2 separate regions of the Homo sapiens genome follow, and region 2 is linked to region 1. The links are chromatin contacts, found by Hi-C or POLR2A ChIA-PET in ENCODE. All regions are on one chromosome and are shown on one strand. The core of a region is the stretch at or near the end of the contact, and the rest is flanking DNA. Distances in the headings are between cores, read along the strand shown.

Region 1 (3,413 bases), core at 784-3,283:
GTTCACGCCATTCCCCTGCCTCAGCCTCCTGAGTAGCTGGGACTACAGGCGCCCGCCACCGCGCCCGGCTAATTTTTTGTACTTTTAGTAGAGACGGGGTTTCACCGTGGTCTCGATCTCCTGACCTCGTGATCCACCCACCTCGGCCTCCCAAAGTGCTGGGATTACAGGCGTGAGCCACCGCTCCCGGCCTCTACTTCGTTTTTTTCACAGTCTTTTTTTTTTTTTTTTGCATCTTGTTTTGATTTTTGTCTCTTTTAGTCTTTTTTCTTTACTTTTTTCTTTTATTTTTTTAATGTGTAATAATTAGATGAATGTTGGTAACAATGGATATATGTACATATCTTAGTTTCCAAAATTTAGGGATGTGTTTAACATCTGTTTGCCACAATGGATTAGGTTCTAATCCTCTAGGGTTAACACCTGTTGAAGGAGGGGACGTGCTTGTGAGCTGGTAATCTGGGCATTGTAGGATAATTTGCTTAGCCAGCCTCTGTGTAAGTTGAAATTATTTAGATAAGTTTTTCAATTTTGGTGGGAAAATTGATGTGATTGGGTGACTTGGTCAAGCAGTGATGTCATAACCTGAAGGTCTGCTTGATTATTGCCGTAAGCCAATGGGCCAGGCAGAGAGCTGTGAGCTCGAATGTGTGTAATAAAAATAGGATGTGTATCTTGGTTTAGCAATTGCTGAAGTTGAAGAAAAAGAACACACAGACTGGGCTCCAGAGCGAACTTAAGGCTGTAAAAGTTCTTTAATAATTAAACAGAATAACCTTAGCTTTTTGAATGTTAGTAAATTCAGATCGAGTGATTGGATTATGTGGTCTCCACCAGACTGTCGCTTTTTTTAATGTTTACTAGACCCACCAGTAAAAACAGTCACAGCTCCTTCCAAAGGAGCATCACAAGGAATTTTTGGAAGAACCCATGTAGTTAATTTTAAAAACTGGAAAATTTTATTTTTAGGATAATGATTATCAATACATTCAACAAATTCTGTTAAATTAACTTGCCATGTAACTGAGTTAATAAATGCCTGTTTTACCTGATTTTTATTTATTGGAATTATAATCTTATTGGGCTCAGTGCCACAAAGTTTAACAATTCGTGACGAGCCTGTCCAATTAGAATTGCCATCTGATCTAAATATACTGTGAGTGTTTTTATGGTATTATGTGGCAAAAAAAGACCATTTAACTAAATCATTATTTTGAACAGTAACCCCCATTGGGGAATGTGAAGTAGGGAACACAATGAATTGTAAAGGCGAGTCTGAGTCAATCTTACTGACCTGGGCTTGTTGAATTTTTGTCTTCAATTACTTTTAACTCTTTTATGGCCTCGGTGTTAGTTCTCTGTTACTTTGTAAGTTGGAATTTCCCCTCAATATTGAGAAGAGATTAGACATAGCATAAGTAGGAATTCCTAAGGTGGGCCGAATCCAATTAATATCTCCTAACAATTTTTGAAAATCATTTAAGGTTTTTAAATAATCTTTTTAAATTTGAACCTTTTGAGGCTTAATGGCTGTATCCTGTACTTGCATCCCCAAATACTGAAAAGGAGTGGTTGTTTGAATTTTGTCAGGTGCTATACGCAATTCAGCGTTTGTAATTGCCTTTTGTAAAGATGAATAACATTGAATAGGTTGATCTCTATTTTTTGCTGCACACATCTGGAAATTGATCTCTAACAGGCTGGATAGTTCTGCCTACAAAAGTTTGACAGATTGTGGGACTGTTTAACATACCCCGGAGTAAAACCTTCTAATGATATCTGGCTGCAGGTTCTTTGTTTTTAATGGCAGGGACAGTAAAGGCAAATTTTTCGAAATCTGCCTCTGCTAAAAGAATTGTAAAACAAGGCAGTCTTTTAAATCTATAATAATGAGCAGCCAGTCTTTAAGGAGCATAGTGGGGGATGGGAGCCCAGGTTGTAAGGCTCCCATCGGTTGAATTACAGCGTTGGCCACTCGCAAGTCGGTCAGCATGTGCCATCTACCGGACTTTTTCTTAATTACAACTATTGGGGAATTCTAAGGAGAGAAAGTGGGTGAAATATATCCTTTTTCTAGTAGTTCTTTAACTATTTCATAAAGCGCCCCCAATTTTTCCTTAGGCCACTGTTCGACCCAGACAGGGCGCTGGGTCATCCATTTTAAGGGAAATTGCTCCTTCACTGTAATGAACTGCAGGGCGAACCTGAATTACCCCCTCTCCATAATGAACTGCGGGTCGGGCAATAATGAGCGCGGCCAGCCGAGTCTCGGCAGCGGAGTCTCAGGCTCCCTCCGCCTGCACTCACTCGGCTGAGGAGGAGGTGGCCATTCCGGACATTCCTCTTGAGGAACCCTGAGCTGAATGAGTTTCTGAATAGGTTTAGGAAGACTGGGGGGATTGGCATAAATTACTTCCGGACTCTCCTTTTGGCTAGTACTCGGTAGAGGCGTTTCAGAGTCCTGATTATCAAACTCCTCCTTCTCCTCCTCTGACTCAGCCTCATCATTTGTCTGAAATGGCTCCAGTGCGGCACGCACCAATGACCAAACTGACCAAACAGGCAAACGAATTTCCTTTCCTTCTCTACGTGCTTTTTAAAGGTCCTTTCCAACTCTTTCCCAATCTCTTAATTTCAAAGTTCCCTGTTCAGGGAACCAAGGGCAAAATTGTTCTACAGCATGAAATTAATTCATACGATTTTTTGTACCAACTTTTACGCCATCACGCTTCAACAGCCGCCCTAGCAAGCTCAAATACGTGGTGTACTTACTTTCAGTTTTCCCCATTGTGTCCCTGGCTTTCTCCAAGTGCCCTGCTTACCTGCAGAGCTTAAAAACTTTTTCGTCCTCGGGAGTCCTTCGTCCATCAGCCCTCCGTTTCACACGCTCGAGCATTCCTTCATCAGATTCTTTCGAGCCCCACGTTGGGCACCAGAATGTTGGGGACCAGCCTCAATACCACCCTTAGGGTACCTAAAGTCCGGTGGCGACAAAGGAATGAGAAGAGACAGGTTAAGAGTGTATAAAGAGTGGGGGCCAGGGGGCCAATTGCAAAATGGAGGCTGCAAAAGGCGCCCAGCTCTGGTCTCCACACTATTTATTGAGTACAATCACTTAGATCCAAAAAGCAGACATTTAGGGCGAAATGGTGAAAGGGAGGCAGCGTGTTACAGGCGTAATCTATAGCAATAGCGGTTTAAATGAATCTCCTTTGTGCCCAAACAGCGTATCTTTAACTTATTGGAGAGTAGCTAGTGGGAGCGGGCTTAACTAGGAGCCTGCACGTCTGTCTACATTCCAACGCTTCAAAGGAGTGTCTTTCTTCTTGAACACAGTGTTTATAGATAAGAGAGCAGGTTGCACTCAGAGCATGGGAACATAATGGCGATAAGAAGGCTTTCCTCTTCAGAGG
Region 2 (3,684 bases), core at 375-2,874, 62 kb before region 1:
ATGAGTCCAGACCACCTGTAAGATGACTTCTCTGGGCATAGTAAAAAGGTTGTTTGAGGGGACAAAGTTAGGGTTAGGCCAGTCACTTACAGAAGCCGAACTCGGTACATGTCTGATACAACCACTGCCGGTCACCCACACCAGACAGTTGAGGTTCTGTGCTCCTCAGCTGTGCCACTGTCTCTGCTCGGGAAAAGCTTAAACACTTCTGGCCCAGGCTGTGCAAGACAATCTAGGGAACAATGTACATACATAAGACATAAATTCCTCCTCTCTTCCCAGCAAGCCAGGGTGCAGAGGCCTATGTCCCCAGAGGTCAAAAGTCAGAAATAGAAGGGTGAGTTCCTGAGTTCTCCTGGGAGTCAGTGGTCAGAGGGGGTGGATGCCTGGGTCCTTGTGAGTTAGAGATCAATGCACTAGAAGACTGAGACCTTATTACCTGTGAGAGCTTGGGCAAGTGATAATCTTTCAGACTTCAGTTTCCTTTTCTGTAAGTGGCGATAATAATAGTGCCTATCTCTTGAGAACTTAATGAAATAATATATGTGAAGCACTTTATACAGCACTTGGTCCAGACAGTGCTGGAAAAGCGACAGCTGGATTGCAGTTGTGGATTTAGAGGCTGCAGTCCCAGGTACCTAGGAGAACCCTATCCCCAGAGATAACATTTTTTCATTCATTCTAAAAATACTAAGTGAGAATTTGCCATGTGCCAGGCACTCCTGCAGGCCCCCCAAAAGAGAACAGGACAGGATAGGCAAAATAGGTAATAATCGCAGTCTCTAACATTCGCACACTGTGTGCCAGGCTCCCAGCTGATTGCTCTACATGACCCGCCTCATTTCATCTTCCCATCGGCCCTGTGAAGTGTTATCCCCATTTTACAGATGAGAAAACGAAGTTTCAGAGAAGGTTCTCGCTTGCCCAAGATCACACAACGGAAGTGGGGCAGGAATCTTTGTCCGCTAACTCCTCCCAGCTGTGCCAGGGAGTGCTCACCTGCACCGCCCGACGAAGCCCGCAGTAGGGCGTGGAGTGGCTGCGGTTGCCCCCGCCCCCGAGGAGAAGTCCGCAGAGCTGTCGCACGCTTAGCGGCGCTCCCGTCTGCCCATCATACTGCACTACACCTCCCACCAGTGCCTGCAGCGCCCCCAACAGCTCCGCCTGGTTTTCAGCGCGGCCCAGGGGCCCGCAAGCGCTCAGCTCCGTCCGCAATGCTGCTTGAGCCGCCCCACCCGAGCGCAGCCGCCGCTCCACTTCAGCGAAGGCGACGGACACCGCCGCCCGGCACTGTGGGAAGCAAGAGGCGATGTCCGCCAAGACTTAGGCTGGGCCTCGGCTTTCCCTACCCAGGACCTGCGTCCTCCTTGGGTTCCCCACTTTCCCCTAGCGGGACTCAGAGGGTGCAGACCTAGCTCTTGGCCCAGGCCCCCGCCCCCAGGCCCCCGCCCCCAATCCCCTGCCTCGCAGCCCTCCTTCTCGGGTCTTCCCTGCAGGCCCCGTCCTCCATTGTGGCCCCGCCCCACCTTGAGCCTCACCTCCGGATAGGATTGTCCCTGCCCAAACCCCGCCCTCTCTGGGGAGCGCCTCTTTTCCTGGTGCCCCTCCTCTTCGTCAGCTCCCGCCTTCTTCCAAAACCTGCGTATTCCCCCGAGCTCCGACCTTCCTTAGACCCCGCCACGTTGCAGGTTTCGCCCTTCTCTGGCCTCCTCTTCCCTGGCATCCGAGGCCTCTTTTCCCTCCCAGTCCCCCTCGGACTAGGCCCCACCTCCTACCTCCAGGGACCCGCCGATCGCGGTGCTCATTAGGCTTCGGGATACCACCTGTGGGCGGACCGCAGAGGAAGGTATCCGGAAGTGTCAAGGGACTCCGCCCGCTGGGACCCCTCCCCGTCCCGCACCTGCTGCCCGCCATCCTTACGTCATTATACTCGGAGAAATCCAGCACGGCCCGCACCGGGGCGGAGGAGGCGACCGACGCGAAAATGAGATGGGGGAACTAAGGGAGGAGACGCCGTCAGCCTGCGGGCTGAGGGGTTGGAATCGCATATCTTTCTGCCTCTGTGTCACTTACTCGCTGTGTAATCTCGGGCTCTTGTGAGGACAGCTTGTGCAAAATTCTTTGGGCGCGGGAGGAAGGTAGGGGCGTGGTGGGAGGGTATTCCTATTATCTGAGACTGGGGCCCTGGAGTCCGAGTTCCCTCCCCCCAGCCCACCCGGAGGAGTCGCAGGACCTTCAGCCGGGCCCAGGCGGCCAAGGAGCCGGCATAGGAGCCTCCGAAGCAGATCCAGGGGCTGGAGGAGGAGATGTTAAAGAGGCGGGAAAGTGCCAGGCGGGCAGAGACCACATCAGCCAGCCTAGGGTCAAAGGGGGGACTCGGTCGGTCCTCATCGCTGGGAATCCCTGAAGATTTCCCCATTCTGGGGGAAACCCGGATCCAGAGACATGAATGGGTGAATCTGGCCAGAAACCAGGGCCGTTTTCTCATGACGTGTTTCCAAGTGTTCTCCAAGCCACATACACTTCCCAGAACATGTGTGCCTAGGCCAAGGGAGACCCTGTCCTCGTCCACTTTCTAGAAAGCCACCACCCTCTTTCCCTTCTCGTTTTAGGTAGGAGAGGAAAAATTTCCAAGTCAGTTTAGATGAAAACCTGACAAATGTAGGGAAGGGTTGAGGGCACTCAAGGAGGGCTACTAAGAGGAGAAGGAGGGGTCCTAACCTGATGAGTTGCAAGGTATTGGGAGAGAGAACAGACACAAAGAGAAATGGAGAGTGAAGTTTGGATATGTCTAACATCCTCTTTCTCCTCCCAAGGGCTTTCTTTCTTCCCTAACCTTTCTGAATGGCTTGCAGTTGGTACCATCCTGTTGCAGTTAGAAAACCGTTTCGCTTGTAGAAAAGATTAAGATGCAGAGAGACAGAGATGGAGACAAAGAGGCACAGATGTAGATACAGAGACGGAGAAAATGAGACAGGCAAACAGACTGTTACAGACACAGACAGAGATACCAATGAGGAAAGAAAAAGCTAAGTTCTGTAAGAATAAAGCAGATGAAAGAAACAAAAAGCAGGTGAAGTAAAGTTGGAAAAATGGTGGCGGTCGTTAATAGGAGTGAGATGCACTGAAGGAGGCTGGGGTGAGAGGCATAAAAACATCTAGGGGAAGGCCACGCCATGCAGAGGGATGAGTTCAAAGGCTCAAGGCAGGAATGTGCGTGTAAGTCTGGAGGACAGTGAGGACTTCAATGTAGCTGGAGCCCAGTGAAAGTGAGAGAGTATAGGTCAGAGTTAACTAGAGGCCAAAACCCACTGGACTCCATGGCGACTGTAAAAGCTTTGACTTTACTCTGAAGTCAAATACAGTCAAAATTGCTTTACTTCTGAAGCAATACAGAAGATGTCTGAGGGACTTAAGCCAGGGAGGATCATGTCCTGGTTTATGCTCTAACAGAATTACTCTGATTTCCACCTGGAAGTCAAGGGCAGAGCAGGAAAAATGGTGAGAATGCTGTGGCCGTAATCCAGGTAAGGAATGCTGGTGGTCTGCACAGTGATACAGTGGCTTACTTCAGACAGAGACGCAGAAATAGAAAGAACACAGGATAAGAGAAAGACAGATAGGGAGAGTCAGAGACCCAGAAATGGAAAGAGAAAAAACAAGACCCTATGAAACACAGAAGAA

What was found. A loop is a pair of places that touch in the nucleus more often than their neighbours do. ChIA-PET counts read pairs that join two places held with the same protein, here RNA polymerase II (POLR2A). Pooled maps may share reads with other maps.
Region 2: a map of Caco-2 shows a loop between it and region 1 (7-fold over the local background). The contact joins two enhancer-like sites. A Hi-C loop is called at or near these places in 2 of 168 maps with a recorded cell type or tissue (Caco-2 and OCI-LY7), 5 of 37 single-sample maps with no recorded cell type and 14 of 50 pooled maps. POLR2A ChIA-PET finds 5 or more read pairs at or near these places in 10 of 52 experiments (CD4-positive, alpha-beta T cell, Caco-2, H1 and 6 more).

The regions. Positions count from the first base shown.
Region 1 is chr6:27,187,596-27,191,008 of GRCh38, reverse strand. No RefSeq gene overlaps it. Among named protein-coding and RNA genes, the nearest start is that of TRI-AAT5-2, 12 kb to the right of the region's middle. RefSeq lists an enhancer at 2,007-2,572 and a cis regulatory region at 1,781-2,667. Within about 2 kb of position 2,033, at least 34 of the 41 ENCODE cell types and tissues checked have a DNase peak (open chromatin) inside an H3K27ac peak, as active enhancers do.
Region 2 is chr6:27,249,356-27,253,039 of GRCh38, reverse strand. PRSS16 (serine protease 16) reads right to left here. Exons shown (of 12, transcript NM_005865.4): 5 at 2,234-2,357; 6 at 1,921-1,998; 7 at 1,776-1,823; 8 at 1,000-1,290; 9 at 91-232. Among named protein-coding and RNA genes, the nearest start is that of PRSS16, 3.5 kb to the right of the region's middle. RefSeq lists enhancers at 759-958, 979-1,148, 738-1,258, 1,529-1,898, 2,039-2,108 and 1 more. Within about 2 kb of position 1,624, at least 19 of the 41 ENCODE cell types and tissues checked have a DNase peak (open chromatin) inside an H3K27ac peak, as active enhancers do.